Regions from separate parts of the Homo sapiens genome. Here region 2 is linked to region 1. A link is an interaction called in ENCODE POLR2A ChIA-PET data of the cell type or tissue named here. Cell type or tissue: CD4-positive, alpha-beta T cell. All regions are shown on one strand. Each heading gives the region's core, and the rest is flanking DNA. Links, peaks and the distances in the headings are about the cores only. Region 1 overlaps GNAT2 (G protein subunit alpha transducin 2). Region 2 overlaps ELAPOR1 (endosome-lysosome associated apoptosis and autophagy regulator 1).

Evidence for each region. Peaks named below come from ENCODE experiments on the same cell type or tissue, not always from the same donor. Only the 100,000 strongest peaks of a DNase experiment are listed, where the experiment ranks them.
Region 2: POLR2A ChIA-PET joins it to region 1 with 5 read pairs; 2 of 35 experiments call an interaction of 5 or more read pairs at or near these places.

The regions. Positions count from the first base shown.
Region 1 is chr1:109,601,979-109,613,390 of GRCh38, forward strand. It overlaps GNAT2 (G protein subunit alpha transducin 2), which reads right to left. Exons shown (of 9, transcript NM_001377295.2): 2 at 10,775-10,945; 3 at 8,487-8,529; 4 at 8,062-8,203; 5 at 6,653-6,810; 6 at 4,330-4,458; 7 at 3,992-4,121; 8 at 1,973-2,126; 9 at 1,113-1,566. The coding sequence starts at 10,892. The coding sequence ends at 1,376. Among named protein-coding and RNA genes, the nearest start is that of MIR197, 8.8 kb to the left of the region's middle. RefSeq lists a silencer at 3,915-4,115. In CD4-positive, alpha-beta T cell, for the core only: no CTCF peak of the experiment used is centred there; a DNase peak (open chromatin) is centred at 5,503.
Region 2 is chr1:109,185,406-109,196,817 of GRCh38, forward strand. ELAPOR1 (endosome-lysosome associated apoptosis and autophagy regulator 1) reads left to right here. Exons shown (of 22, transcript NM_020775.5): 9 at 2,772-2,949; 10 at 3,661-3,789; 11 at 4,187-4,277; 12 at 5,961-6,066; 13 at 6,321-6,458; 14 at 7,206-7,469; 15 at 9,016-9,189. Among named protein-coding and RNA genes, the nearest start is that of SARS1, 23 kb to the right of the region's middle. RefSeq lists an enhancer at 8,510-8,719. In CD4-positive, alpha-beta T cell, for the core only: no CTCF peak of the experiment used is centred there; no DNase peak of the experiment used is centred there.

The DNA.
Region 1 (11,412 bases), core at 2,794-7,793:
AGTTGTAAATGCTAAATCTATATACTTAACTTCATCCCCTTCTGTCAAGATAAATGCAAACTTCATTTCCCCTCAAAGGAGTTCAAAGGAAAACTTCTTGGCGTGTTTGGGGAGATGTTTTCATCCACCATCACATGGACCCAACTGCAAAGATTTTCAGTGCCTAAAACAAGCTCACCTGTCTTGGTTCTTCTGAAACACGTAGCAGTTGAAAAGTTTAGAATTGTTCACTTGTTCCAAATTCTATGATAGAGAGGCGGCAGCAATACATTCATTAATACTCTAAATGAGAGTATTTGATGTCCTCTAAGTTTATTCAGGAAGTATCTTATGTAGCTAAGAAACATTTGTAGAGATAAAGGTCTGTTTGATAGCCTGGGGGCAGAGGGATAATGTTTGCTTAATAAAGATGATCGTTTTGGGATGTGCCTTAGAAACTAACAAACTCGCATCTCCTATCCAGTGATCCAGATCTCTGAGCTAAGGCACATAGAGGTCTGTTAGTAAAAAGGGAATGGCAGGTTTATTTAGGTTTGGTTAATACTAGTTTTTTACAGACTATAGGAAGCCTTGCTATTTTGCTTGGAATAGTTTGTTGCAATAGTTTATTCTAAAAACCAGGTGTTGAATTTAATATATGGCAGCTTTTATATTTTTATATAGGATTTATTTCTGTGACCCTAAGCACAAGCAGGCTTTTTTTTTTTTTTTTTTTTTTTTGAGACAGTTCTGTTGCCCAGGTTAGAGTGCAGTGGCGTGATCTTGGCTCACTACAACCTCTGCCTCCCGGGTTCAAGCAATTCTCTTGCCTCAGCCTCCCGAGCAGCTGGGATTACAGGCGCCTGCCACCATGCCCAGCTAATTTTTGTATTTTTGGTAGAGACAGGGTTTCACTGTGTTGGCCAGGCTGGTCTCAAATTCCTGATCTCGTGATCTGCCCACCTTGGCCTCCCAAAGTGCTGGGATTACAAGCGTGAGCCACTGTGCCTGGCCTGCACAAGCAGTTTTTATGTGCCTTCCCTTCAGTTATGTTCGTGCTCCTCAGAATAACCCTGTAAAGTAGGTAGGGAAGTCATCTTCATTTTATAGTTGAAAGACTCAAGACTCAGAAATAAAGTATTCACAGTTTTGTATTAAGTTGGAAAACCAGTACTGGAACCTGGGGGGTCTTCTAACTACTGGCCTGTGCTCTTTAAGCTGCAATAGCTATCCCACTTTGAAAAGAACGTATGAAATACAGTTGCAGTCATGTATACTCCATCTCCAAAGAATGGATTCATTCTTCATGTCATGGTATATTGACTATAATTTTCTGTTTTTAATTACCCAGATTCCAAGCCTGTTTATAGAACTTATACCTGAGGAATGGTGAGGATTAGAAGAGGCCGCAGTCCTTGAGGTTTTCTTTGATGATAATATCTGTAACTGCATCAAACACAAATTTGACATTCTGTGTATCTGTAGCACAGGTCATGTGACTGTAGATTTCTTTGACATCTTTTCGCATATTGAGGTCAAGGAACTGGCTCTTTATGTAATTCCCCGCATCATCATAGGAGTTGTTACCTGGTTTTCCAGAAAAATAGTGAAAAAGTAGAATAAATGAACCCTTGTTAGTTGCTGACTCACTTTAGGTGATTGACTTGATCCTTGAAATGTTATTAGACAACAGCAGTTGGGGGCCTATTTTTGGAGGGAAGATTCTCTATTGCACTCCAGTGTTTCTCACTTTAGTTGAAAAGAAATTGAGGAGAGGTGTCTTTCCACCTTTGGTTTTCAGTAGGTATCATATGAAGTCAGTGGCTCTCCTGCATCTAATGCCTGCTGTATTCCAGAGTATCTGAATTTAAACCCTGTAACTGTGCCCAAGGTTCTCCCTTAAGTTCCTTTGTGTCATCTTGGCCTAAAAAATGAGACAATTGCCAGTCTCTACTAAAAGGCATTATTATTATTTCCAGCCCCTGACACTTACCATCATACTCTGGAAAACAAATGCTGAGATGGACTTTCTTGATTTTTTCCTCAAAGAGGTCCTTCTTGTTGAGAAAGAGGACAATGGAAGTAGCCGCAAAGAATTTGTGGTTACATATGCTGTTGAACAGATGCAAAGACTCATGCATACGATTCTAGTAAGAGGAAACACCATTGGAAATATCAGATTTGGCTTATAGAATATCTACCTACTTCCTGCTCTTGTTCCCCTTGGAGAGACCAGTGCTCCAAATGTAAAAAGCAAGACAGAGAACAGCTTATCTCAATGTACCAGAGTAAAGCCAGAGAGATGTGGGATCATTCTAGTTCCCTATCTTTCTAATAGCTGTGTGACTTGTGGAAAATTATTGAGCTTTTTCTGAGTCTGTTTTCCTATCTTATAGGGTTACAATGAAAGCTAAATGAGATTGTGTATGTATATTGTCCATGATAGTGGCTGGCATATAGGTCTATAATGTGTTATGCAGATCTTTAGCAGCCAGGATGCAACTGAGAACTTGACATTTTATAAGTAGTGCTGATAATGGGTTGAAACAGGCCCAAGTTAGCATGTGCCCATATGCATCTCCAGGATGATTTTGATAGGCTTCTTTCATGGGGTCCCAGATCTCAGTTTGGGCTACTTTGGTCCTGCTGCCACATGGTGAGAGTTAGAGAATTTCCCAGTGCCATACCACAAGCATTTCTGCTCTCTCATTTCCTTCTCTGATTGCTACTTAGCGAGAAGTCGGGCTGCATATCTGCAGAGGCTGCCCATTGCCCCAGCCCAGCTTGCTTTTAGGGAGCAGGTCTTTAGGGTTTTGAAGTATACTATCAGCTGACTTGCGTTCAGTCTACTTATCTAATAAAGCAAGAACAATCCCATTTGTGGCTTTTTCCCCATAATACTCCTGTACAACCCTTTAAGGTCTCATAGACTTGTTTTATTAATGTCTCATAGACTTTAATAAACCTCATAGACTCATAGACTTTAGGGTTAAAGATGGAAAGTCTCATAGACTGTAATCTTTAGGCTTAAAGATGGGAAGTGAATAGCTCTGTAAGACATTTTGATTAGACGATATTCAGAGTGCTCTAATGTGAAGTTAAAACTACCAAAGGGAAGGGAAGAGAACAAGCTGTGGCAAGGGATAGGAGTATCCCTTTCATCAGCAAGCTGTGGACCTCCATTTGTAAGCAGATGCTTGGGTGAAATTAACATTTTTCACGCCTCTAACCTTTCCCAAATTCAGAGGTCATCAGCAAGGTGTGGACCTCCATTTGTGAGCAGATGCTTGGGTGAAATTAACGTTTTTCACGCCTCTAACTTTTCCCAAATTCAGAAAGCAGATGCTTGGGTGAAATTAACGTTTTTCTCACCTCTAACCTTTCCCAAATTCAGAAACTGGCTGGGCTCTAACACTTGTCCTATAGAACTCCTGTCCTACAGAATTCTACAGGCTAAAGAGAACCACTCTTGGGTAGTCTTCCAGCTGCCAATTTAATTGGCATGAGAGAAAGCTGGTCTGCCAGTCTCTCCTTAAACTCCTACGGACAGTACATTTTTAGCCTCCTAAGTGGGGTTACTAGCTCAACCCTTCTATTATGTTGCAATGAAGATTCATATCATATGTTATTTTCTCTGTTCTGTCATTTTCATCTCCTTCCTTAGGCAATTTGGGAGAGTACTAAGTGTAACTCCTTTGCTTTGCCTAGTTGATGGTCCCTTATCTCTTTGCACTCAATTCCTCTTATGAGCTTTGTGATGTCCAAGTGATACTTAGATGTCTAATTTGAGACCAAGCTCACTGTCAGTAAATTTGGAGCTCTAAAATGCTAATCTAGAACCTGCAGAAGAAGTTGTTTTTTAGAATTATTTGCATGAGACATTGATTGGTCTGCTGGAGGGCTGCTAGACTGAAATTACCTAAGTTGGGGCAGTAGAGTGACACAAGGCTTAGAGAAAGGGTCATGGGGAGAACTTGTTCTACCAAAGCTGCTTGATGCAAAGGCCACTCACCACTTCGTCATCTTCCACCAGCACCATATCATAGGCACTGAGGGCTGCACAGAAAATGATGCAGGTGACTCCCTCGAAGCAGTGGATCCACTTCTTTCTCTCGGATCTCTGCCCTCCCACATCAAACATCCTGAGGGAAGAAGCAGCTATTTTCATAGGTATGCCCAACATACGACCTATATGCCTTTGATGGTCACCCCGTGAAGTGGGAGAGGAAAAGGGGGAGAAGCAGAACAGTAATTTAGATTAGGCTTCACCAAAGGCCAAGAAGCCTGCCTGTGCCCCTTTTCAGGATTCCACACGTGTATCCGAGATGCCCTAGGGAACCATGCACTTACCTGAAATTCAAGTCTTTGACGGAAAACTTGGTTTCAATGATGCCCGTGGTTTTGACTCTGGATCGGAGCACATCTTGCTCACTAGGGAGGTACTCAGGGTCTGTAATTCGTTCTAATTGGTTCAGGTAGCTAGAGAAAAGTGATTAGCATCAATGACAAATTTTCCACAGACGAGGCTAAGAGACGTAAAAGGTATCTTACCCAAAGTCACACAGCTAATTTGGTGATAGAAATCAGGACTAGAAGCCATATTGTTAAATTTAGGATTCTTTCCTTCAAACCTTCATATGTCATTAACTAGAGGAAATGGGGGATGGACTGAGGGACAAGCCCATTTGAGGCTGGAGTTCCAGCGCATTTAAATCAAGTTAGATAAGTTTTCCTTGGGTTTGCCCTGACTGCAAGCTTTTGTAGATTTTTGAATGAGATTTAGTGGGTGCTAAAAGTTCCATCAAGAGGCAGTAAATTGAAAGAGACTTTAAAGACATGAACCAATGCAACACATGGACTTTGTTTATATCCTGAATCAAACTGGGGAGGAAACATTTGAGATAACTGGGGAAATTTGAACACCGACTTGGTGATATTTGATGCTATTAAGGAATTGTTAACTATTTGGGTGTGATTATATTCTTTTTATAAAAAGGGTCAATATTTTAGAGATCCATAATGACATTTTTAGGATGAAATGATACCTGGAATTTGCTTCAAAATAATCCAGTAGGGAATGGAGGTAAAAAGAAATAAGATTGGCCATGAGTTGATAACTGTTGAAGGTAATTCATTATGTTATTTCTACTTTTGTATGTTTGAAAGTTACCTTAAAAAAGAAAAAGTTATTTTTTTTAAAAAAAAAAAAGGTGGCCAGGCACGGTGGCTCGCGCCTATAATCCCAGTACTTTGGGAGGCCGAGGCGGGCGGATCACAAGGTCAGGAGATCGAAACCATCCTGGCTAACACGGTGAAACCCCATCTCTACTAAAAATACAAAAAATTAGCTGGGCATGGTGGCGGGCGCCAGTATCCCCAGCTACTTGGGAGGCTGAGGCAGGAGAATGGCGTGAACCCGGGAGGCAAAGCTGGCAGTGAGCCGAGATTGCGCCACTGCACTCCAGCCTGGGTGACAAAGCGAGACTCCGTCTCCAAAAAAAAAAAAGGCAAGAGGAAGGCAGATGTGAACTGAGATGACTGAGAGGAGGAGGGAAGTACAAGTAACACAAGTGCCTATTGTATGCCAGGCATTTTAATGTTCAGATTCTCGTTTAAACTCCTAAGCCATCAAGTTTCATATCCCCATTTTACAGATGGAGAAATTCAGAAGAGTTAAATACTTGGCTAGGGTCAAGAGAAATTGTGGTGTATTATGAAAAATATTCAGCTTTGTAGTCAAGCAGCCCAATGCAAATGCAGTCTCTGCTATTTATCTACATGACCTTGGGCAGTTAATTAACTTCTCTGAACTTCAGTTTTTCCATGTGTAAAATGAGGCTAATTAGAAAGGTACCATCTACCTTAAGGTCTTACTGCGTAGATGGGTAAAGGGCGTTGAGATGGTATACACAGTACACCTAGCAGTGACTGGGCTTTGAGTGCTCCGGGAACAGTAAGTGATAGCATTATTACAAGATTAGGAGACAGATGGTTAGGTTAAATAAACTCAGGTTTGACTTTGAAGCCCATACTTGTCTATGATCCCATACTGTCTGAGGTAGGATTGATAAATTATGTCCCTTAGCTTTTTGGAAGCAGCTTTGCAATGATGGTACTAATTCCTGACCACCTTCCCTTGGTTTGCCCTTGTAGTTTGTGTCCCCTGCCTTGGCATCGTGACATAAGATGCTCTAGGTGTAGGAGACTCATTTCTGCTTAGTGGCCTAAGTAGATCCTAGATTACCAGATAGAAAATTCTGCCCTGAAAGAGCCATCATGAATCACATTACTCCTGCGAGAGTGTATGACAGAACTGCAGGGCTATCTTAGGGTTCTGGAAGGAGAGGCTTAGTGTACACCTCAATTAAGAGAACAGGGCTGAGGGCTACTAGGCAGAACACGTCTTTTGAATTTTGCATCTTCAGCCTTGTAGGCTGTAGTGAGCCAGTGTAAAGCAATAGAAAGTCATGACAACTGTGGCAGATCTCCCCATAGCATTAAATTCAAAACATTGCTGAAGCCTAACAAAACAGATCCACAGGCTGAATTCAGTCTGGGTCTCCAGCTTTCAATGCCTGAAATTTTGGGTTGGGTGAGGTTTCTCCCAACCAGAGAGAAGACTGGCTAGAAGATTGCTTAAGCATCAACCCACCCTCTCACCAGTCAGTCTTACTAAGATGCGGAGTCATTAAGCTGGTATTCTGCAGCTCTCTCGAAGCAGGCTTGCACCCCACCATCCTTCCACAACCTCCTAATGACCTCCACGAGCTCAGGAGGCATGGTTCCCTCCTCAATGGAGTCAGCCAGGTTGTTGAGCTGTCGCCCGTCATCCTGTAATGCAGAAACCTGGTTAAGAACTTCACAGGAGTAATAGCTTTCCAGGAGGCTTCTGGGAATACTGCTGAATGGAAATCATTTTACATTACTACGAAGACCTAAGATGGAAGCAGTATCCAGTGAAGATTCTATGTAAGAAAACATACTGTTGAATTTTTGAGTATGCTCCCCAGATGCAGAGGGTGGCACTATACCCAGCCCTGGGGTGTGTCTAAAGCGGGGCAGGGGTCCCAGGTATTTCCTCTCTGGAGTTTCTGGCTTCCATCCTTAGTCTGAAAGTTTACCGCCACAAAACGTGGGTCCTCTGCTGCAGAGAGACTGAAAATGTAAAGGCCAGATTGACCATGAAATAGACAAGATAGAAGACAGGGACCCATCACCTTTGTTCTTCAGCGATTGAAAGCTAGAAAAAGTCCAGTACTAGAAGTAGGGATTTCACTTACAAAAGTTCCATGGCCAGGAACCCAAGGGTAGCAATTTAAATGGTAAAGTAAAAAAGCAGAGGAAGCTGTGAGCAGCTTTATTTTGTAAATATGTGTTATAAAGTAGGGCTTGAGGACAGGCACGGTGGCTCACACCTGTAATCTCAACACTTTCGGAGTCTGAGGCAGGAGGATTGCTTAAGGCCAGGAGTTTGACACCAGCCTAGACAAGATGGCAAGACCCCTTCTCTACAAAAAAATTTTAAAAAATAGCTGGGTGTGGTGGTGCACACCTGTGGTCCCACCTACTGGGGCTGAGGTGGGAGAATCACTTAAGCCTGGGAGGGTGAGATTGCAGTGAGCCATGATCACACCACTGCATTCCAGCCTGGGTAAGAGAGGAAGACCCTGTCCCAGTAAAAATAAGGGTGGATGTTGCTTACTTCTCCAGGACTGCATAATTGTGGTGTATTATGAAAAATATTCAGCTTTGTAGTCAAGCAGCCCAATGCAAATGCAGTCTCTGCTATTTATCTACATGACCTTGGGCAGTTAATTAACTTCTCTGAACTTCAGTTTTTCCATGTGTAAAATGAGGCTAATTAGAAAGGTACCGTCTACCTTAAGGTCTTACTGCGTAGATGGGTAAAGGGCCTTGAGATGGTATACACAGTACACCTAGCAGTGAGATCCCACCCAGCAGGTGGGATTTTAGTTACTATTTTTCTTACCCATCTTTCCATATAGTTTGTTGGCCTCTGGTATGTTTCTTCTTGCTAGCCTTTCTGCTTCCACCCTTAACCACATAATAGTAATCACATACCGCACAGCTTGGTTCAGCATAATCGATGCCCAGTGTGGTCATGGCCCGGATGATAGCCAGGATGGACTGCAGCACATTTCCATAGATGATAGCCTTGAACTCCAGGCATTCTTCTGGTGAATAGCCATCCTGGTGAATGATCCTGCAAGGGGCAGACACTCTGTCTTTAGCTGGACCTGAGTAACCAGACCTAAGGGATTAGGAATTTGGGGGTATTTAAAGGATCATAAGAATCCTATCTCTCTGTTGCTACTGCTTTCTCAAAGTGGAGGGTGAGGGACAAGGGGTACAGATGAGGGGCATTGGAATCAGATCCTTTATACCTGGGCTCCTTGAGGCTAAAGAGCCTTTCACTTTGAATACCTCCACTGGCTGTACTGACTTCTTCACCCTATCTTGTCTTTTGGGGCTTTGTTTCTACTCACTTCATCTGTTTGACGATGGTGCTCTTTCCTGACTCCCCAGCACCTGGAAGGAAAAATGCTTATGCTTTCGATTTCCACCAGTTCTCCTCAGCCTTCCAGGAGATGGCCTGGGAGAAGTCAGAGCCACTGCTTGCTTGGGGGTCTTGTTAGGGGAGAATACATAGGGATGACTGCTGCCCTCAATTTCTGGCAGGCTTGAGCTCAGGCCATTCAACCTGGATTTAGAGCAGTTTCTTAACTTCAGTACTATTTAGTTTGGGCTGTCTCATGCATGGTAGGATGTTCAGCAGCATTCCTGGCCTCTACCCACTAGAGGCCAATAGCATCCCACTTCCCTAGTTATGACAACCAAAAGTGTCTCCAGACATTTCCAAATGACCACTGGCAGTCAAAATCTTCCTGTTGAAAACCACTAACAGATTCAGGGGGAGTCCTTTAACATTTCTCCTCTCTGCCTATTTTTGACTCAGGAGAGTGATCTTGGGGTAGGATTGGAGAGAGCTGGATCATTTCACCAAAATAACTATATTTTCATCACCTTGCTGGTTCCCTTTTTTTTTTTTGAGACAGGGTCTCAGGTTTGTAGCCCAGGCTGGAGTGTAATGGCACAATCTCGGCTTACTGCAGCCTTGACTTCCCAGGCTCAAGTGATCCTCCCACCTCAGTCTCCTGAGTAGTTGGGATTCCAGGTGTGCGACATCATGCCCGACTACATTTTTTTTTTTTTTTTTGAGACAGTCTTGCTCTGTCTCCCAGGCTGGAGTGCAGTGGTGCTATCTTGGCTCACTGCAACCTCTGCCTCCTGGGTTTTAAGCAATTCTTCTGCCTCAGCCTCCTGAGTAGCTGGGACTCTACAGGCGCATGCCACCATGCCTGACTAATTTTTGTATTTTTAGTAGAAATGGGGTTTCACTATGTTGGCCAGGCTGGTCTCAAACTCCTGACCTCAGGTAGATCCACCCATCTTGGCCTCCCAAAGCGCTGGGATTACAGGCGTGCGCCACTGCATCCGGCCATTTCCCCCCGCCCCTCCGTAGAGGCAGGTTTTCACCATGTTGCTCAACCTGGTCTTGGATGGGGCTAAGTGGGTTCCCTTTATTGACTAATGTGTCCTAATGTCCTCATTCACACTCTGCTCTCTCCATCAAAAACTCATACCTTCTAGTACTGAGTTTATACTACCCTAATGCCTCGAACTCCTCCTATTTCGCTTGTGCTTGTTCCCTCTAAGCAGCTTATCCTGAATGTAGAAGAAATCTGCTTAGGCTTAAAAGATCTCTCAGTGGCCCCACCATCTCTGTTTCCCCCTGCGTAACCTCCTGGGCTCCTTAGAGTCTGGTCCAGCTTACAAAGATATGCTCCTTTAGTGTGTCCTTACGACTGTGCCACAGATCAGCTGGGGGAAAAGAAGGTGCCTTAGCCTAGTGCGTCAGCTCCCAGATCCCTTATGGGGGCTTGGAAACCCAGCTCAGGCATCTAATCTTCTGCTACGTAGACCCTACCTGCTCCAGCTACCCTACTTCTGTGGTACCAGTGGTTTGTTTTCCTAAGCCACGTGTCTCAAATGTTCTTGTCTTGGTTTTATTTACAGCTGTGATCAATTTCCCTGACAAATTGAGGTGCTTTTATTTTCTCAGCACAGACCAGTGATCTGCTTAGGAGCTCATCAAGTTGATGAACCTTCCATCTGGCAGGAGCTTTGCAGGCAGCTATTGAATAGAGAGCCAGGAAGGGACTGCTGTACATAAAGACACCATTCCTCCTTCCTCAGAGCCCCCTACTTCCAAAGTTTTTACTGAAAGCAAGAAGGAACCACTATACTTGGCAAAAACCAGTGGGACTATCTCTGGTACTGTTGGCACTGACTGTATGGTGGGACTTGTGAGCCTGTTGGTGAGGGAAGGTCCTGTTCTCTTCTGATTTCTTGGCTTAGAGTTCTCTGCAGATTGGGTACAGTCTGCAAGTCCAGGGTCCTTGAAGCCAAAAGGATGTGTTAGGTTTGGTTAGATTTGGAAATGGGTGGGTTCATGGTGGCCCTTGCACTATTCCTCGCTCAAGAGTAGAAAAACTCTGGAATAGCCTTGGCATTCTGGATCCCCTTGGGGTGGCTGTTTAGGCCCCATATTAACTCAGCTCTAGATCTCCTGATCCCCTAGCCAGACTGTGTAGAGGAGAGGAAAAATGACCTGCCACCCTTCCTTCCCATGGGGTGAGGTAGAACCCACCAACCCTTCAGGAAAGTAGGAAGGACCCCTGCCTTCTCTGGCTCATCTTCCCATCTCACTCACCCAGCAGTAGCAGCTTGACAGTCTTGGCTTCCTTATCAGCATCCTCCTGCAGCTTCTTTTCTAGCTCCTTGGACCTCTTGGCCAGTTCTTTGTCCTCAGCACTGGCTCCACTTCCCATATTTGCCGTCTTGTCAGCTTTTTCAGGCCCCTAATCCTCTCTCGTAAGGTTTCCTGTATGTGAGATGGAAGAGAAGGAAAAAAGTTGGGATTGAGTATCCCAACTTGGCTCCCCTAAAAGCTGGTCTGTACGATGGCAGGTGAGAGAGCAGGCTGTAGGGTCTTGTACTCTGCCTACATTGACTGAGACTCCCTACTTCAACTGGAGACCTACTTCTTAGTCTAGGGATTGTAGCCTTTATATCTAGCAATGTGATAGGTCAAGCCAATTAAGAGCTTTGTCAATATGGCAAGGGGTAAAGACTCAAATGTTTCTATAACTAGGGAAATGATCTGCTGGGTTCTGACGGAAGGATAGGATGCACGACTACTTCCATCCTTTAAGGGGTTCATCCCCTGAAAGTCTCTTGCTTCCTTAGATTTATTTGCATCATAGAGCTAGAGATTACTGGCACATATGTAGAAAGCATTCCTTATGTTGAGCCTCCAGATTATAAGGTCTTGATCTCAAGGGCTTCAGG
Region 2 (11,412 bases), core at 3,111-8,110, 420 kb before region 1:
TTTCTTCTATTTGCCGAGCCACTCCGGCAGAGCCTGCCTGTCCGTACACAATGTCCTCCCGGGGCTCTTCAGGCTCACCCCCTCGGCACTGTTTTGTGGGCTGGCACGGGGAATGGATTCCTGCCTATGGTCTGACTTGTTCCGTTTCTGCTGCTTCTCTTTCCTCCAGGCTTTCTGCTTCAGAAAAGAACTTTCCCTCCTAGTCTACACTGTCACTGAGTCAACAAGCATTTTTTGAGGCTGACTGATATGTCAGGCCTGGCACTATAGGCTGGGGAGTCAGAGACGACTGAAACAAGCTCCTGCCCCCAGGGAGCTCACAGTCCTGTATGAGAGGCTGGAGAGAGGAGAAAAACGGGCCCAGTCAAGGCAACCAGAGGGATGTGCAGGGAACTGGGGGAGCCCAGAAGAGAAGCGACCAGGACTTGGGGTGGGGGCAGCAGAGAAAGCCTCTCAGAGGAGGCCATTTGTTCAACAGTCAACAAATATTTATCGAGGAGCGACTCTGTGCCAGGCACGGTGCTAGGTGCTAGGCATGCATCACTTAACAAAACTGAGGGAACATCTAGCCCTTATGGAGCTTAACTCTTGTTGGGGAGGGAGTGGAGAGAGAGATAATAGACAACAAATGGGTATATAATATAGCAAATGGTAGTAAGTGGTAGGAAGGAAAAAAAAAAACCAGGATTAGGAGAGAGAGAATGAAGGAGGGTGGTGCCACTATTTTAGAAGGGTAGGGATGTCCTCTCAGGAGGTGACATTTGAGCAGAGACCTGAAGGAGATGAGGGAGGAGCCGTGGAGCTTTCCAGGCAGCAGACACAGCAGGAGAGGAGGCGGCAGCTGGGCCAGGTGGGTGGAGAAACAGTGTAAGTGAGCAGGGAAGGGCTTGAGGTGCACGGAGAAGGATCTGGCTGAGCTGTCTGTATCCCTAAGCTAGAGATTCTCAAGAGGATAGAACTAGGAGTTGGGCATTCTGCACTCAGCACTAAGCATGATGCTTGGCTCTTAGGGAGCATAAACATTTGCTGGCTGGGCGGCTGACTGAATTCTCCCTTTCCTAACTAAGCATGGGTTAAAGTCTGGTCCTTAACAATGAATATTTTGCACAGTCATCTCTTACCAACACCACCTCCCCCACGTATTTGGGGCATCATCCCCTTCTCCAGCAGCCAAGAGAGAATGGCTGTGTCTTGTCAGTTGCACCTTAGACTCAGTTCTGTGGTGTCTGGTATTCTGTATGACCTTGTGAACATTTATTTTCATTTTCTTGGTCTCAGCCAACTCACTAATAAAAGGCAGACAATTAATCCTGCTGCTCTTCTCCCTCCTGTTCATAACATGTGACTGAATGTGGCTGTCTTTCCTCCCTTCTGCCCCATTCTCTTCCCTCCCTGGGCTCACGCCAAGGCCTTCTGGGTCAGTACCGTGCTTGCTGCCTGAAAGCCCGGGTGTCTGCCTTGGCCTGACCACTGCCGGGGCCTTTAGATGCTGGGTCAGACCAAAGCCTGTGTTCCCGCCTTGCAGCACAGCCAAGGCCCAGCTCAGAGGAGGAGCACTGAAGCGTGTGCTTTCAGGAGTGCGCATGAACATGCATTCCCCAGCTGTTCCTTGCAGACTTCTGCTTTGTGCCTCATTCCCGCACTGGTTCTGCTCAGTCTGGTGATTGAGTTTGTCTTCTGAACAGTATTTTAAAATCAAGGGACACACCTCGAGCTGGCTCCTATGATTACATTTCTGACCTTGGCTGTGCCTCAGTTGTTTCTCAGGGACCAGGATGGCCCATCCATTGGGGTCAGTGAATGTGCTGCTCCAAGAGCTGGCCCGAGACAGTTTGCCAGCTCCTAGGACTCTCCTCTCCCTGAGACTCACAGGAGGCAGGTGAGGTTCAAGCCTGGGGCTCTGGCTGTCGCAGCCCTCCGCAGGGAAGAGGGCCGAGCTGAGCAGGGGAAGGAGGAGCCCAGGGCTCCCCATCAGTTAAGGCAGTCTGTGTCCCTCCTTAAGGACTTGTTTCTTATCTTGAAAAATATGGACAGAGGCCTTATTCATCCTTCTTTTCATATGTATGGTATCTGCACAGATCATGTTCATCAACCCCTCAGTTCAACCTATAAGGGCACGTTTTTGTCTGTGACTCGATCTGAGGGCCACATGGGAAGAATGGAGCTGCCCACCTTCACCCCTGACTCAGCCGGGGTCTCCTGCGGGTCATCTCCACTTCTGTACCCAATGCAGGGGCCATGTTTCATTCATCTCTGAGACACCAGGTCTGGCACATAGATGCATTAGGATTTACCCAATAAATAAAAGAGCAAAGAATGTACCACTCAAAAAATAAGTGGGGACATCTCAGCCACCCCCTCAGTCCCCGGGGGACATCTGAGCCACCTCCACCCTTGTGCCTTTCTGTGTTCTGGGATTTTCACCAGCTGCTTTTCCTGTGACCTTGGTAGCAATAAGATTCTACAGTGGAATCGGAGCTTTCTCTAAGACAACTGGTCCCACATTCTCTGTCATAAAGTCTTCATTAGAGCTATTCCTTGTCACCCAGGCAACATTCATTTGGCAGATAGTGATTGAACACAACCATGACTCAGGCACTGGGCTAGGTGCTTGGGATACATCCGTGAGCCACACAAAGTTCCCCACCCCAGAGGAGCTCTTACCTGGCCCAGAATCTGGATCTCTGCCCCCAGCCCCTATCCTCAAGGTAGAGTCCCAAAGATGTCCTAAATCTCACACAGGCTGAGTTGTGCTTAATCCATTTCTGCAGACACAACTCATGTACAAATGGGCCAAGCCGAAAATCTGTAGCGAGGACCTTGAGGGGGCAGTGAAGCTGCCTGCCTCTGGTGTGAAGACCCACTGCCCACCCTGCAACCCAGGCTTCTTCAAAACCAACAACAGCACCTGCCAGCCCTGCCCATATGGTTCCTACTCCAATGGCTCAGGTAACCTCCTCACCACCCCACTCTCTGCAGCACATCGACTGTGTGGGTGGGCTGTGTGGGCACTAACAGTGGCCAGCTGAATGCAGACTCTGCCCTTCCAAGGGAGGCAGTAAGGAATAAGGACCAGGCCACCTTTGAGGACTAAATTCAGGAGAAGAGAGGTCAGGGCTGGCCTCGTCTGCAGGTCAGAGTCATACTTGAGGCTGCCTTCCTTCCTCCTTGCTCCAACTGCAAATGTGACTCAGGACTGAAGGTGCCCAATCCTCAAAGCAGGGCTTCCAGCATATGGCAGAGATGCTGACTAGGCTTACAGGGCTGGGATGACCAACCCCACACAACCAAAACCTATAAGCCATGCTGCCTTGGGGGGATTTGAGTACCTGTTAAAATGAAAGCATTTAATGATAATATGACAATAATATGAACTATATGTATCAGACTAGAAGGTACATTTAAGTTTTGAAATGGAAATTGGGGTGGGCAAATAGGATGGTTGGCATATTGGAATGAAGGCTCAGTGTTTACATCTTGAGTTAAATACATTGTCAGAATGTTTTTGAGTCAACTTGATACAACTTCCTGCAGCAGTACTCAGCAGCCAGGCTTCTGGGCTGCCCGCTACTGTTGCAACTTGTCTGTGTGGCAGCAGCTCCAGTCAGAGTGACTGCAGCCTTCCCACTGAATGCATGGATCTTGTTTGTGGTTCCCCAGACTGTACCCGCTGCCCTGCAGGGACTGAACCTGCTGTGGGATTTGAATACAAATGGTGGAACACGCTGCCCACAAACATGGAAACGACCGTTCTCAGTGGGATCAACTTCGAGTACAAGGGCATGACAGGTAATTGCCTCTCCCTGTGCCATGAGCTGTCAGCTCCCTGCACACCCTCAGTTCTTCCAACTTCACATTTCTTCATAATAGTGATGTCTGAGAAAAATAAGCTAACCATGTCATGCATTCCCTTGAAAGTTCCACTCCTCATGGACATATGTTCTGCCAAGACAGCTTTAGAGGAAGGAACAGAGCTAGAAACATGAGCGTGCACTTCAAAGGTCTTGCTCTGAGAGCTTCAGGGTTTTTGACCAAAGTGGCAGGATAAGTAACACGGTTCATGTTCAGTGGTGGTTCTGGGCGCCTCAAAAGATGGTGTCAAACCTCCCTTCCAGAGTGTCATCTGGGTGCACATTTGCCTTGCACCCAAGAGCACAAGGCATTAACTCTCCTCTTTCCTTTTCAGGCTGGGAGGTGGCTGGTGATCACATTTACACAGCTGCTGGAGCCTCAGACAATGACTTCATGATTCTCACTCTGGTTGTGCCAGGATTTAGGTGAGGAATCCAAAGCCCAGGGGAGTCCAGGCCAGCTTGGCCATATCCGAATCCCACGTATTTTGGAATATTGTAGAGGAGAGGGCTTCCGGGGTTGTGTTTCATTTCATTTCAAATGTCAGTTGAGAACAGAGGGTACAGTTTGACCGAGGTAACCCAATGCTATCACGTTTTTCAAGTTGCTGCCCATGTTGATTTACCGACTGCTCTCTCTCCCGTATAGCTTCTCCCAGCCATTAGTCACGTGCTATTCAAATTCTTCCTCCTCACAGCATCACTTAAGATTAGAAAAAAAATAAAAATAAAAAATAATGGGGTCAGAAATGCCCATAGACAGTTCATCTTTATTTGGGGCAAGAAGATTGGGAAGGATTATTCTTACTGTATTTGTCCCCATATCCCAGGAAGACCTAGGGCAACACGAAATTTGTTTCCCACTAAACAAACAAACAAACACGCACACACACACACACACCTCCTGGCAGTGTGGTGTGGTGGAAGGAACACCAGACTGGAAGACAGGGCACTTGTGCTTTGCCGCTTACTGGCCGTGCGACCTTAGGAAAAGTCACTTCACCTGTTCAGGCTTCGGGCCCCTCATCCATAAAAACAGTGTGTGATTTAAGACTAACTGAGGTTCAGATGGCTTTTCCAGCCCGCTGGTTAACACAGCTGCATAGAGATAAGCTGAGAACTGGAGGTCCTCAGAATTCAGGCAAATGGCTAAAGCCAAAAGGAAAGCCGTGAATGAATTTCCAAGGCCAAAGTGAACTCTTCTGCCCATATGTGCTCTAAAGATAAGAAGCAGGCACTGAATATGCTTCCCTAGTGCCAGTCTGACACCTTCATTTCCTTCTTCGAGGTCCCTGCTTCCCATCCCTGGGATGTTGCTCAGTTTGCCTTCCCTTAACACACATTACTCAGAGCTAGCCAGATGAATGAAGCCTGTGTTTGCAAGGTGAGCAAACTTTTTAGGCTTTTTTTGGAATAACATTCAAAAAGTACTTTCCAATTTGCAAATCTGATCGTCATAGTAAAGTGTTGCCTCATCCCCCATCCCCACTACTACCCCAGCCCGCTTGGGCATGGCTCTCTCTTTCCCAAAAGTAGGACCAAACGGAGGACTTTGCTGGATCACAAATTCTGCTCCTTTAACCCCGGCAAAGCTCCCCAGTGCTGGAGAGACAGCTGCTGAGTAAATGTCAACAATTTACAGTCTTATGATAGACGTGCTTCTCAAACATAAATGTGCACACGAATCGCCTGGGAATCGTATTAACATGCAGATTCTGATTCACTGGGCCTGGGAGGAGCCTGAGGTTCTGCAGTTCTAATAAACTCTGGGAGATGGCCATGTTGCTGGTCTGTGGACCATATTCTGCTAGTGAGGTGATACAGCATTTTATAAAGGACCGCCACATCTGTCATGCCTTCAGGTCTCCCCGCGATGATGGGGGGTAGGTAAGAAAGAGATTTCATCACCTCCATTTTACAGATAAGGAAACCGTGGTTTGGCTAGGTCAAGGTCACATAGCTAGGAGGGCAGAATTGGATTTAGTCCACACGCTTTCCATCATACTCAGAACTTAACCCTGTCCCCCAGCAGACGCTCTGCTGTTGTCTGGGCTCTTCAATAAGCACTGCCTGGCCTTTAGAACTGACTTTTAATTTCTGCCCCTACAGACCTCCGCAGTCGGTGATGGCAGACACAGAGAATAAAGAGGTGGCCAGAATCACATTTGTCTTTGAGACCCTCTGTTCTGTGAACTGTGAGCTCTACTTCATGGTGGTACGTTTTCCTTTCTTTGCCCGCTAGAGGGCCTCCAGGGGAGGGTTAGCCCCATCTGCCCCATTGGTGTGTCCACGTGACTGACACCCCCCCTTGTAGTGATTCCACAGAGGAAAGGCCCAGACTGACCAGCAGGGACTTCACAGTTTAACAAGGGTCTCACCAACCGTGATGGCACCTGGGATGGCAGCCACATGGGCACCCACTTCCCCTCTGGCCATCGCACCCGCTTCACTTGTCTGTCCTGGGTTCAGGGTGTGAATTCTAGGACCAACACTCCTGTGGAGACGTGGAAAGGTTCCAAAGGCAAACAGTCCTATACCTACATCATTGAGGAGAACACTACCACGAGCTTCACCTGGGCCTTCCAGAGGACCACTTTTCATGAGGCAGTAAGTTCCTCCCCTTCCTCAGACCCCCAGGAGAGACCCTCTGAACCCAGGAGGACTCCTAGCATTAGCTTAAGTATGAGTGTGAAGTTCAGAATCTGAGGGTTAGAAGGATCTCAGGGGGTCAAGCAGAAAACTGCCTAACCCAGCCCTCTGAGGACCACCTAGTCTTGTCCAGCTGACTTCCTGGAAAGATGACACCATAAGAAATAAGTTGGCCCTCCTTGTAGTCCCTGCCCTGATACATGTGTTACCAGACTTGTTGTTGTTTTTAATAATAACAACTCTGGTTTTAGTTTCTTAACTCAAAGGAATACAGGCTCATTGCAGAAGACACAGAAAATAAAAATAAACAAAAATAAGAAATAAAATCAGCCATAATCCTACTACTCAGAGATAAACCAGTTAACATCTGGACAATCTCCTATACACTGTTTGTTTCTGCACAAGTACATTTTTTTCTCTTTTATAAGGAAAAGACTTGCTTTTTTCATAAAACTGTATATATTATATTTTCCCCATGGTACTTAACATTTTTATATGTCCTATAAATGGTTCAGTCTCATTTTAAAATGACATCAAATGCACACGAAGAGCTACTGGTAAGTGAGTAAAAAGAGTCAGATGCTTCTCAGATTCTTCTTAAGTATCACAGGATAGAAGATTAAGTACCTTGCTCTTTCTAGAGGCCTCAATTGTTGCTGCTGTCTCAGGCCTCTCCCCTCTCCCCTCTTGTTTCCTTGTCTCCAGAGCAGGAAGTACACCAATGACGTTGCCAAGATCTACTCCATCAATGTCACCAATGTTATGAATGGTGTGGCCTCCTACTGCCGTCCCTGTGCCCTAGAAGCCTCTGATGTGGGCTCCTCCTGCACCTCTTGTCCTGCTGGTTACTATATTGACCGAGATTCAGGAACCTGCCACTCCTGCCCCACTAACACAATTCTGAAAGCCCACCAGCCTTATGGTGTCCAGGCCTGTGTGCCCTGTGGTCCAGGGACCAAGAACAACAAGGTACCTGTAGTCTGGCATGCATCCTAAACCTGACCCTCTGCTTGGATGACCTCAGAAGATGCTGGGTCCTGGGTAGGGTTCTTGAGAGGCTGATACCCGAGTGCTCCCCCTAGCATACTCCTAGGTTGGAGTCCTGGAGGACACCCATCCAGGCTGTGACTGTGGAGGGTTAGCAGGGCTTAATTTCCAGGGTCCAGGACTCAGTCACTGACAAGTCTCCTCTTTAGTTGGCAGGTAAGAGAGGTTGGTGACTGTCTGGTCCAGAGGGTTATTTGGCATCTGTGCAGAGACCTAAAGGGAAGGAACAGTGGGGTGAGGCCTGTGGCTTATATTCAAAAATGTTCAATCCAGCCTGTTATTATGGAAATCTGCCCCTTCTTTGGAAAGATAGAAACCCAACCATTGCTGGGACATATGATAACTGGCATTGCTGTCTTCTATCCCAGTGGCTTCTCAGCTTTACAAGTATAAGGATTCCTTTCCTAAGTGGAAAAAAGCTGGGTGCAGTGGCTCACATCTGTAATCCCAACACTTTAGGGGGCTGAGGTGGGAAGATCACTTGAGCCCCGGGGTTCAAGGTTGTAATGAGCCGTGATTGTGCCACTGCACTCCAGCCTGGGTGACAGAGCAAGACCCTGTCTCTAATTAAAAAAATAAATAAAAATAAAGGCACATTAAAAAACTAATAAATAAATAAAGTGGATAAGCAGTGTTGTTGCCCCCATGTACTTTCTGCATCTGAGAAGTACTTATGACTAAAAGCTTTTAGATATTAATCGATGCTTTTAAATGAATTTGCATTTTACTGATCACAACTACATGCACATACATCTGTAAAGCACTATCAATATGTACTCTGCAAACGTTGCCTAGTTCATCTGTGCAATAAGTGCAGCGATTCTACAGACTCCTGGCAACCTCTTTCGGGTACCCTGGACTTTTGCCACAACCTTCCTTCCCTGGAGCTCCCTCTGCTGCTGTGGGAGGGAATGACAGTTGTGTGCGGCTACCGCTGAATGGTGACCCTAAAACAGAGCAATGAATGGGTTTATGGGAAGAAAAGCCCCTTTCGGAGTTCAGTTTCCTACAGAGAACCTGAGAAACAGGAAGCAGAGTTCAGTGAGTTTTGCACTGTGAGGGGGTGAGGAGGGAGCAAGAAAAGTTTCTCTTCTCCCATCTCAGATACCCTTTTCTGGTTAGTGCCTCATTGTCTTCTGCTGGAAAGTAAAAAGGATCCTCTTGTGTCTTGAGAGGCTTCTATAATCTAGGCACAGGGTTATAAGGCTATAGAATTTGTCCAAACTCCCTTCTGAACAATAACAGATTTAGGTTTGTCCATCATATATGTGCTAATAATTGAATGGCAAATGTACATAAATCCCACTAGTGCCTGTTTCACTTCTTTTACTAGCCACTCCTAATCCTTTCTTCCTCCTCTTGACCCCATTTGGGCGGGACCAGACGGGGGAGAAAACTGCTACTCTTGGCTGCAGGCCCTCAAGGCCCTTCCTGACCAGCTGGCCCGACCCGTCCCTCTCCCCCTCAGATCCACTCTCTGTGCTACAACGATTGCACCTTCTCACGCAACACTCCGACCAGGACTTTCAACTACAACTTCTCCGCTTTGGCAAACACTGTCACTCTTGCTGGAGGGCCAAGCTTCACTTCCAAAGGGCTGAAATACTTCCATCACTTTACCCTCAGTCTCTGTGGAAACCAGGTAAGGTATACCAGTTGACAGGGTGAAAATTGAATGGGGGAGGCCCATGGATCAGAAGCCAGAGACAGACACAGGAGAAAACCAGAAATCCTTCAGGTAGCAGGGGGTTGAGGAGCTTCAAAGGTTTTTACATATTATTCTCCCTGAGGACTTTTTCCCCTAAAATTAAATAATCAGGATTATAAACACTTAAGAAAATAAAGATATTTAAAATAATGTGTTCTTGCCGGGTGCCTGGTGCGGTGGCTCACGCCTGTAATCCCAGCACTTTGGGAGGCCGAGACGGGCGGATCACCTGAGGTGGGGAGTTCGAGACCAGCCTGACCAATATGGAGAAACCCCGTCTCTACTAAAAATACAAAAAAATTAGCTGGGCGTGGTGGTGCATGCCTGTAATCCCAGCTACTCGAGAGGCTGAGGCAGGAGAATCGCTTGAACCTGAGAGGTGGAGGTTGCAGTGAGCTGAGATTGCGCCATTGCACTCCAGCCTGGGCAAAAAGGTGAAACTTCATCTCAGAAAAATAATAAAAAATCAATAAAATAAAATAAAATAAGGTGTTCTTTTACCTGACCTTTATTTCCTCAAAATGAGTCTATTTAAAAATATGCAGGAGGAAGGCTAGGCGCGGTGGCTCACGCCTGTAAACCCAGCACTTTGGGAGGCCTAGGTGGGTGGATCATGAGGTCAGGAGATCGAGACCATTCTGGCTAACACGGTGAAACCCTGTCTCTACTAAAAATACAAAAAAATTAGCCGGGCGTGGTGGCGGGCACCTGTAGTCCCAGCTACTCAGGAGGCTGAGGCAGGACAATGGCATAAACCTGGCAGGCGGAGCTTGCAGTGAGCGGAGATCACGCCACTACACTCCAGCCTGGGCGACAGAGTGAGACTCCGTCTCAAAAAAAAAAAAAAACAAAAAAGCAAAAAACAAAACAAACAAAAAAAACCCCAGAAATATGCAGAAGGAAAGGTTTTTTTCCCTTGCTTGAAAAAGCAGTCTTCAGCAATCACTGCATTTGTCGCTTGTTTTCTAGAGGCTGGATAAAATCAACTGTTTCTAGTTCATCCACACGTCTCTTTGCTGACAGTATGAAAGAAAGTAACATGAAATGCTTTATAAGGAAAGATTGTCACCATCAGCCATTTCATGCTGCTGCAAATATTTCAGATCCAAAATTCAAAGGCAGAAATGCAAAGGTTAATCCCACCACTGCACTTGATTAAATTGCAACAAGCCACAATTAGCAGTTGGAAAGTTCATTTCAAATGTTACAAAAGAGGCTGGGCATGGTGGCTCACGCCTGTAATCCCAGCAATTTGGAGGCCAAGGCAGGCAGATCACCTGAGGTCTGGAGTTCGAGACCAGCCTGGTCAACATGGTGAAACCCTGTTTCTACTAAAAATACAAAAATTAGCCCGGCATGGTGGCACACATCTGTAATCCCAGCTACTCGGGAGGCTGAGGCAGGAGAATTACTTGAACCCAGGGGGCGGAGATTGCAGTGAGCCAAGATCATGCCACTGCACTCCAGCCTGGACAACACAGCAAGACTCCATCTAAAAAAAAAAGTGACAATATAAAGAGCATCTTGAGCATCTAGTCTTTGACTCTGTTGGTGGTAAGGCCTTTACATCATAGAGCTCTGACCCATCTTCTGCAGCATGCAAAGAAGTCGATGGGTGTTTATAAAGAGAACATGTCAAGAAATAAACTAATCTATGAAAGATTAGAGATAGGTGTCTCTATCTTGTTTTCAGAAGTCTTCGAAGAAGTTAAAATGAAGCCTCAGAAGTAACAGGTCATGATCACTTAGGAAATAAGACTGATTAAAGCAGGCTTCATGTAGCAAAAGTGTCATTCAGTGAATTATGGAGAGCAATGAAGGTGGGGAATTTGGGGAAATGGTGTATTTTTTTATCTACTCCTTTCCTGTTTAGAAATGCTTATGATGTACTGCCACACGATAGATCCTTAGTTCAAAGACAAAAGAACTCTATTTTATTGTAATGTAAAGGTTTTCTTCAGTTTTCAAGCTCATCTACTTCCTACAATCTAGAAAAAAAAAAAAAGGCTGAGACACCAGATTTAGCACTTTTTTTTTTTTTGAGGTGGAGTCTCACTCTTTTGCCAGGCTAGAGTGCAGTGGCACGATCTCTGCTCACTGCAACCTCCGCCTCCCAGGTTGAAGCGATTCTCCTGCCTCAGCCTCCCGAGTAGCTGG